Regions from separate parts of the Homo sapiens genome. Here region 1 is linked to region 2. A link is a contact called in ENCODE Hi-C or POLR2A ChIA-PET data. All regions are on one chromosome and are shown on one strand. The core of a region is the stretch at or near the end of the contact, and the rest is flanking DNA. Distances in the headings are between cores, read along the strand shown.

Evidence for each region. A loop is a pair of places that touch in the nucleus more often than their neighbours do. ChIA-PET counts read pairs that join two places held with the same protein, here RNA polymerase II (POLR2A). Pooled maps may share reads with other maps.
Region 1: a loop to region 2 is called in a pooled map, with 1.9 times the contacts of the local background. The contact joins two enhancer-like sites. A Hi-C loop is called at or near these places in 2 of 168 maps with a recorded cell type or tissue (PC-9 and posterior vena cava) and 2 of 50 pooled maps. POLR2A ChIA-PET finds 5 or more read pairs at or near these places in 3 of 52 experiments (Caco-2, GM12878 and Panc1).

Annotation. Positions count from the first base shown.
Region 1 is chr11:69,494,808-69,499,212 of GRCh38, reverse strand. No RefSeq gene overlaps it. Among named protein-coding and RNA genes, the nearest start is that of LINC01488, 15 kb to the right of the region's middle. RefSeq lists enhancers at 1,145-1,958, 1,959-2,774, 2,954-3,496, 1,447-4,405. Within about 2 kb of position 2,197, at least 16 of the 41 ENCODE cell types and tissues checked have a DNase peak (open chromatin) inside an H3K27ac peak, as active enhancers do.
Region 2 is chr11:69,380,811-69,385,549 of GRCh38, reverse strand. No RefSeq gene overlaps it. Among named protein-coding and RNA genes, the nearest start is that of LINC02953, 42 kb to the left of the region's middle. Within about 2 kb of position 3,014, at least 7 of the 41 ENCODE cell types and tissues checked have a DNase peak (open chromatin) inside an H3K27ac peak, as active enhancers do.

The DNA.
Region 1 (4,405 bases), core at 948-3,447, 110 kb before region 2:
AGTTGGACTGGGTTATGGGGTTTGGGAAGGAAGACCCCAGAGGGAAAACACCCTTCTCATCACACCTGCCGCTGGCAGGTGCTGAAGGCATGACTTATCTCTGTGGTCCCCTTTCTACTGAGGAAGGAGGTACAGCAGCTCACAGAGGTGACAAGCCTGGAGGAGGCGGAGTGGGCCTCATCACCCAGGGATGTATCTAGGGCTCGCTATCCCCCTGCCTATACCTGCACTTGCATATACCTGTACCTGCACCCGCATATACCTGTACCTGCACCCGTCCACCTATACCTGCACCTCTCCACCTGTACCTGCACCTCTCCACCTGTACCTGCACCTCTCCACCTATATCTGCACCCCTCCACCTATACCTGCACCCCTCCACCTGAACCTGCACCCTTCTACCTGTACCTGCACCCCTTCACCTGTACCTGCACCCCTCCACCTATACTCACATTTGTACATACCTATACCTCCATCCCTCCACCTACCCACACTTGCACATACCTTCACCTGCACCCCTCCACCTACACCCGCACCCCTCCACCTATACCTGCAGTCCTCCACCTATACCTACACCCCTCCGCCTATACCTGCACCCCTCCACCTGTACCTGCACCCCTTCACTTATACCTGCACCCCTCCACCTACACCTGCACCCCTCCACCTACACATGCACCCCTCCACCTATACCTGCACCTCTCCACCTACACTTGCACCCCTCCACCTATACCCACACCCATCCGCCTATACCTGCAGTCCTCCACCTATACCTGCACCCCTCCACCTATACCTGCACCCCTCTGCCTATACCTGCACCCCTTCACCTATACCTGCAACCCTTCACCTATACCTGCACCCTTCCACCTACACATGCACCCCTCCGCCTATACCTGCACCTCTCCACCTACACTTGCACCCCTCCACCTATACCCACACCCCTCCGCCTATACCTGCAGTCCTCCACCTATACCTACACCCCTCCGCCTATACCTGCACCCCTCCACCTGTACCTGCACCCCTTCACCTATACCTGCACCCCTCCACCTATACATGCACCCCTCCACCTATACCTGCACCCCTCCACCTATACCTGCACCCCTCCACCTATACCTGCACCCCTTCACCTATACCTGCACCCCTTCACCTATACCTGCACCCCTCCACCTACACATGCACCCCTCCGCCTATACCTGCACCCCTCCACCTACACTTGCACCCCTCCACCTATACCCACACCCCTCCACCTATACCTGCAGTCCTCCACCTATACCTCCACCCCTCCACCTATACCTGCACCCCTCTGCCTATACCTGCACCCCTCCGCCTATACCTGCAACTTGCACATGCCCATACCTGCACCTCTGCACCTGGACCTGAACTGCCTATACCTATACCAGCATTTTCATCAGGACCCTTTGGAGTTGAGGCTCTGAGTCCTGATGCCCAGGTCTCAGGCACTGAGGGGTATCAATTGGCCCCAGACAGTAAATGCAGCCTGCTTCCAGGGGCAGACATCCACCCCAACCCCACTCTGGCTGGCGTTCCTGCACAGAGGCTGCTGCAGTGCCCTGTGTGTGGGGAAGGGTGCGCCTCCCCTGTGGTCTCCTTTCTGGGGGCCGGCCCCCGCCCCCACCCCATCCCACCACAGAGCCTGATATCTGGGGGTGAGGTCATCGTTATTTATGTGATGGCCCTGCTGCCCGGTGGTGTTTGCACACAAAGGCCCCGCTCTGGGACTGTGCCATGCGGGCCGGCATTCCAGCACATTCCTGCAGCCCGCAGCCCAGCCCTGGACAATAGCTCGCCCTCTCTCCTTTGCCGGGCCGGCCTCTGTGAACAGAGCACTGTTGACAGCCGAGGCTGCTCTCACTCCCGAAGAATTCCAAAAATGGAACAATGTACGCCCGGCCTGGGACTCTCAGGCAGCTGCTCAGAGCAGGGCCCTGGAAGGCTGCGGTCTGGAACTGCCTGTGTAGCTGTCCTTTTGGCCGGCATTTCAATGGGAACCTGGGGCAGGGCGGGGCGGGGGGGCGGGTGGGCGCCACGAGAAGAGAGGAAATAGAAAACACCCAAACCAACCTGGAAGCAAGCCAGCACTTCCCTGGCCGCACAATCCCCGTGGTGAGGAGGCTGAGATGGTGGGCTCAAGCACACTGTGCTGGCCAAGTCTATGCAGGCACTGACCTTTGCCCAAGACCTGTGAGTGGTTCCCCAGCTCCTAGATCAGCTCCTGCCTCAGACAAGTAAATGGGGGTGGCAAGGCAGGAGTGACACATTTGAGCAGTGGGGGAATGAGGGAGAACGAGAGCCGGGACCCCTGCATCCTGGTCCAGGGCTCAGGCCACTGCTGCCTCCCAAAGATCTGTCCTCAGCCCAGGTGGGGACCACCCTGCTCCTGAGTACAGTGCCCCCCTGCATTGCAGTCTCAGGACAACTTCTGAAAGCCTGCTGTGGCTGGAGGAATGACCACACCTGGACGTCCACAGCCACTTGTCCCAGGATTTCTCTATCCTGCAATGCGGCCGGATAATTCTCTGCTGTGGGGACTGTCCTGGGCCCTGTAGGGTATTTAGCAGCATCTCTGGCCTCTGCCCTCCAGATGCCAGTACCAAGCCCCTTCAGTTGTCCCCACAACTGTCTCTCTGTTGGGGGCAGAAAGAAAAGAGAGGGAAGAGAGAACATCCAAACCACCCTCAAAGCAAGGTAGAGCTCCCCTGAGTGCATGGTGCTCGTCAACTCAGGAAAGCACGGATAATGCTGCCGGAAGTTGGTTCTGCAGCTGGCGAGGTGGCCACCCGGGACAAGGATGGCTCTGGCGCCATGCCCGTCTTGGACTAGAAGGAAAAGACAGAAGGACGAGTCTGCCTGTGAGTGATACCAACACGGGAAAGCAGAGCTAGAGAAGGAGGGATGGAGACCCCAAGTTCCGATGACAGACTCCTGGAACCAGCTATGCCTGAAGCTCTTCTACATCAATTAACCCTCTCCTTTTGGCTGTAACCAGTTTAAATTGGTGTTCTGTCGCTTGTAGCTGAAATTTTCTGCACAACCCACCTTCTTCACCCGATGGCACGCTGCTGTCTCTTCCCAGCCAATCTTGGTCAGGAGAAACATTCACTGTTGCTGCAGGGGGCTTGGGCTGTCATGGCCTCCCAAACCCAGCTGAGCTTGCTGCATATTGTTAAAGCCCTGCGGGTGGAGGAGAGCAAGGCATCCCGTGCCCCTCAAAGTCTGCCACCAGCACGGTCATCCCAGCTGCCCCACCTGCCCCAGGAGCTCCTGTCATCAAGCCCTGCCTCCTCTTTTCTTCCCGGAGCTCACATCATCCCCAGGAGGTACTTAGGACCAGGGATCTCAGGCCTGGTGCAGAGGTGAGGACAGAGGTGTAGGAGCTGGGACTCGGCCCCACACCCTTCAAGTTCCCAGTTGTGAACGTCTGGGCCCTGGGATCAGCAAAGCCAGCCTCCCCTCCCGGCCATGTGTTTATGCTGGACATGAATGGAGCCCCTGGAGGCCAGGAAGGGTGAGGCCTCCAAAGCCCTGGGGAAGATCCTGGTAGGGGGACAACCCCAGGCTGGATGGGCTTTGAATTATCCAGGTGGCACCAGAACCTCAGAGGCCTCTTTCACAGGCGGGAATGATGTGGCAAAGCCCAGCTGGCCCCAAGTGGCTTCACATATTCCACAGGGAGCAGGGACCCACTCACTTCCCAGCAGCCCCTGTGTGTGTGTGTGTGTGTGTGTGCATGCGTGTGTGCACCTGCACACCCATGTGTGTGAGTGTGTGAGTATCTAGCAGGGGCTGGTGAGGTGAGGGCAGCTTCTTCCACCTTCCGGGCTCTGGGTGGGTGTCCTGATTCATCTTTGTCCTTGCCCTCCTCACTTAAGACCTGCTATCCTGGTGCATGGCTTCTTCCAGCCCCAGGGCTTTGTGGCAACTTCCCACTGGTCAGAATCATACATTGAAAAATCTTCCTAGAAGCACCGGGGGGTTGGGTGGCCTTTCCCTACCAGGTCTCCAGAGGTTCCAGCCCCTCTGGTTCCTGTCCATGCTTTCCTGCTGGAGGTGGGGACTCTGGGGAAGCCACCTACTCCTCATGCAGCTCTTCCAGGAGTGCAGCGGCTGCTGTGGCCAATTGTGCCCACAAGCCTGCCAGCCTCAATCTTACTGGCCAGTTGTCAAAGCCCAGATCCCAGGTCTCACCATGTTTTCCTCTGAGAGGGCCCTCACTGTCCGGGACCACCTGCCATGCAGCAGGCACTTGAGTCCAGGATTTGGGCCTCTCTGGCAGGGCTGCTCCCCTGTTGCCGCAAGTGCTGCATTTTGAGGAGTCATTTCCACGCCCCCGGCATAGTCACGAAAAGCCCCTTGGGTTTGCCCTGAAAGCCCAGGTTGTGGTTGAGGG
Region 2 (4,739 bases), core at 1,765-4,264:
AGCCCACCTGTCTGGGTTGGTGTTGTGTTCATGGGATTGTTGGGAGGAAGTATGGGAAGCCCCTTCCACGGTGCCCAGTTTAGGTGAGTGTGCCATAAATGATGGCTTGTTATCTGAGTGTCAGCACCACAGCTCTTCAGGAAAGCCCCCACTGGGGTGCTCTGCAGAAAATAAACCTGAAGCTTCAACTGGGCTCAGCATAAACTGTCCCCACAGGGACTTTCAGACACCAAAGTGACTCCCTGGCCCAACAGGGACCACTGTTGAGTGGCCCAGATGAGCAGGAATCTCCCTCACGAATCCATGCAGGAGGACCAAGGGCCCCAGGACCTGTGGGCAAAGAGCCCAGGCTCCTCCAGGGTTTCTTATAGCAGGAGGAGGAGGAGGATGCCTGGTGGCCCCATTGATAACAGTTGGAGACCCCGTCTCTCCATCCCCTTCTTGCCATCTCTCAGTCACTCCTTCCCCACAGCCTGGCCCTTAGGTGGGCTGTGAGGGGGCCCTGGGCACGGGATTGAGAGCAGCCCAGGAGCAGCGGCCCCCAAGTTGTTTTTCCCAATGCAACCTTTTTCCAATTAGAATCCACAGGCCTCTAGTCACTTAGACCTCCCAGAGGGCAGGCCACCTAGGGCAGCGGAAGGCGATAGCTTTTCCTGGGTGTGCTGAAAGCTGGGGCCACCACACCAGGCTCCATCCCCTGAACAGCAACCACTGTCCTCTTTGAGGAGGCCTGCGTTTTGGCAGAGGTGCTGACAGCTCCCAGCTAGGTCAAGGGCTCTCATCTGGCCTCTCCATCTCCTCCTCCTCAACCTCAAGGTGAGACGACCGCGGATGCACAAGGTGGGACGACCGCGGCTGCGCAAGGTGGGACAACCGCGGCTGCGCAAGTTGGGACGACAGCGGATGTGCAAGGTGAGACGACCGCAGATGTGCAAGGCGGGACGAGGGACGACCACGGATGCACAAGGTGAGACGACTGCAGATGCCCAAGGTGGGGTGACCACGGATGCCAAAGGTGCCCTAGGTGGCAGAGGACAGCATACTTTGTGTTTTCTTTTTTTAACTTTTGCTTTTACTGTCATTGGATATAGGCTTCCCAGGAAAGCATGGGGCCTCAGGCAAGGGGACCCTCTGCAGCTGACAGCTGTGCGTTTGGCAGGCCAGTCTCTAGCCCCTCCAAGCCAGCAGTGAGAGGCACACAGTTTGTGATATGTGCAGCAGATCCCCGTGGTCACGGCCCACTCCCACACCTCCTTGCTGCGAAGTGGGTCCCTTAGCCTGACTTGAGGCTCTGCGGGCTCCCAGGCTGGTGGATCACACACTCAGTAAGCCAAAAGGATGGTGCCGCTGGGGGGCTGGGACAGAAAAGACAAACTCTGACCTGAAGTTTGTGTCCACTTTAGTCCAGATGAATCTCCGATCTTTCAAGAGTTGAATATAGCCAACTGGCCAAGCAGCCAGCTGGCCTCAAGGGAGGGGCTTTACAGGGGACATTCAGCAGACAGTAGCTAGGTCAGCCTTAGTAAGTGAGGGCCCATCCTTGCCATCTCGGCTACCCTCTCCAGTGATCCATGGTGCCGGCCCTGGCATGGCCAGTGAGACTGACTGATGACAGCTGGTTGGACCACCTTGCCTACCTGATTGTTCAGTGCCTGTTTGGTGGCAGATGCTTCCTGGAAGGAGCGCAAAGACCTTCCTCTTTAATTCCCACTCCTGTACGCCCATCCATCAACCTCTGCTCCAGGCCTCTTGTCCCTCATCTTTCTCCTTCCGGGCCCCTGATGAGCTGGCCAAGCCATTCACTGCTGCCTCTCAGCCCCGGTGTTTTGACCTCAGGCTGCTCCTCTTCCCACACACAGCGGAGGGCCAGGTGCATTGCCTGAAGCTCTGCCCATCAGAAGTATTTGTGTTTCTTTCAAGGTCATCACTGAGCGAAGCTGTGGTTCAGCAGCTATCCACCTCAGGTTGTGCTCACCATCCATAAGCCATGCTCCAGCTTTTTCTTCTCTGGCGTCTGGCCCTACCGAGTTTACATGTGTCCCTAGATGTGAGCTGAGGGACACTGGAGCCGCAATGGTGAATGAGGCAGGGTTCAAGGACACCTGCTCATGCCTGCTAGTCCTCCTGGTGTTCCATCTCAGGTGGCCATCCTCTCTTATGATGCAGTCTTGCCAGGCACATCCAACTTATGATGTGGTGGAGCTGATAGAACCCAGCTAACGATGGGTGGCTGTGGCCACATGCTCCCCAGTCCTAGGAGAGGGAGGGACTGTGGCAAGGATTTGGGTGGTGAATGAAGCACTGGCCCCCAGGAAGGGGAGCCCAAGACAACCTCTGGCTCTCAGAACAATGGTATCGTGTCCAGGAATGCTCAGTGCTGAGTCCTCAAAACATTCATTCATTCATTTATCTAACAGCTCCCAAAACCGACTTTGTGACAGGGTCTGAGCAGAGTCCTAGGATGCAGAGAGGAATTCAGCCTAGTCCCTGCCCATGATGAGAGACAGGCAGTGAGAGTCACAGGGGGACAGACACCTTGTGGAAAGGAAAATCCAATTCAACTCACCCACAGTTTGAGTTCCCACCCAAGACTTAAAGCCTGGAAGACTTCCTGGAGGAGGGAGTGGTCTCTGAGTCTCCTGAAACTGACAAGCAATCCCTTCCAGATGGATTATCAATGACAACCGCATCACTGAGCACTCACTGTGCTGAACCATTTCCGCCCATTTCCTGTTCAGTCCTCACAGCAACTCACGGGCGGCCTTTGGGGCGAGTGGACCTGGGCTTGAATCCCAACCCTGGCTCTGATAGCTGGATGATCTTGACAAGCTGTGTCTTCATACCCCAGCGAAGGAACGCGAAGTTCAAGGGAGATACAGCTTGTCAGGGTCATCCAGCTATCAGTGCCAGGGTTGCGATTCAAGCCCAGGTCCACTTGCCCCAAAGGCCAGGCCCTTAAACCGTGGTGCTTTCTGGTGCTGTTCACCGTGGACGCCTGGCTCTCATCTCCGAGCCTGGGGCAGGCGCACTTCCGGTCCCTCTGCTGGCGGGAGAGTCATGTGACTGGAGCTGGCCAATGAGTTGCAAGGGGAGGAGTCGCGTTATTTCCCAAGCAGAGTATCTTATTGCAAGATTTCCCCGTGCTCCCCTGCCCTCTGCATATCTGGGAGGCCCCTGCAGGTGTGTGGGGTACACGTTGTGTGTGTGAGGAATCAGCCTTTGCTGTCTGGAGCTGCCGAAATTTGGCATCCTCTGTTCCTGCAGCACGACTTCCTCTATCCTGACTGATGAACACGGCTGGAGTCAGGCCTGCTGAGCCAGTGATTCGGGCGTGGCCTGAGTATCTGCTTGCTTGAAAACAGAGCCTTGGGGCTTTGACACAGGCCACATACAACGCCTGTGCTGGGTGGTCCTTCATCCTCTTGCAATGTGACCACAAACCCTGACCCTGTGTGATTCCCAGCCACGCATCTTTGGCGTCTCCTGCCTGTCCTCCTCCGTGTCTGCTCTCCATCCTCCTGTTGTGGTCTCCTTTGCAGCGTGCTCAGGCCCCAGCACGGCAGCTCTCCTCTGAGATTCCTGGGCCGTCAGGCAGGTGGGCCTGTTTGAGGTGCCCGGCAACTAAGGCCTCGTCCTGCGGACAGTGACCTTGGCCCTCGGCAGGCAGCAAGGAGCTGCCCTGAGAACGTCTCCTGTGTGCCCTGGGCACGTGGGTCTCTGCCTCCCAGACAGGATTCTCTGGCTGCTGTGGTCACCACAAGCCCAGCGGCCTGCCCCGCCCCTCCCCATGGACTCTTCCTTTTGCGCCACTCACGGTTGTGTCTGCTCTGTGCTCCCCCCGACCCAAGCCCAGTTCTGGACTCTTTGGGGCTATAGGAACTTGGAATGAAAGTTCCATGCCTGGTCCTCCACGCTGTCTGTGTAACCACCCACAGGGGCCTGCAGCATTTGTGTACACTTCCTGGTACAAGTGAGTCTGGTGGTGGTTTTGGATGGGGATCATTTACAGCAGTCCCGAGCCAGGAATCCAAAGCCCCTTTTGCCCCCTAGGGCAGTGGCTCTCATTTGTGGCTGCTGGGGCCACTAAGTCCTGAAGTTGTTTGCGAGCTCCAGATTCCAAGATGGCAGCCAGGTGTCTGCGGCCCTGGCACCAGTTGATCCTCGCTGGGTGGCTCTCCTTGGGGTCTGAAGCTTGATGCCATCAGGCCAGAGCACACTAGTGGCCAGAACCATTGGGCATCCTGACTGGCCCTTCTGCTTCTGGCCCGACCAGCCACTGGGGTGAGCTTGGCTGTGCAAAGCCTCCCTGCTCCTCCCAGGGGGCCCCGATCCTGCTGGAGGGAGCATTCTGGTTGCCCTGGCTCTGAGAAGGTTGCTTTGAGAGCCAAGGAGGTCACGAGGCTGGGAAGTTGCCCCAGGAATGTGCCCACTGGCTGTCCAGCCTTCCTACGCCTCACTGCCAGTGAGTGGCCACTCCAGGCCGGCCCCAGGGCAGGGCAGAGACCAAACCCCATGGCCCTGTCTGCAGACCTGAGTGTGGTCTGGCTTCCCAGCTGACCGAGGTTGGTCCCCACATAGTCCCAAGTTCCAAGCAGAGCCACCCAGGGCCCCTTTGTGGGCTCTGAAAAGACAAACAAACAGCTCCAACCGGTGGAAACATCTCTGACTCTCCCAGTTCAGACAGCCTGGGCCAGGACATAGAGAGACCCCAAAGGGAGCCGCTTCAGCAGCAAACAAGC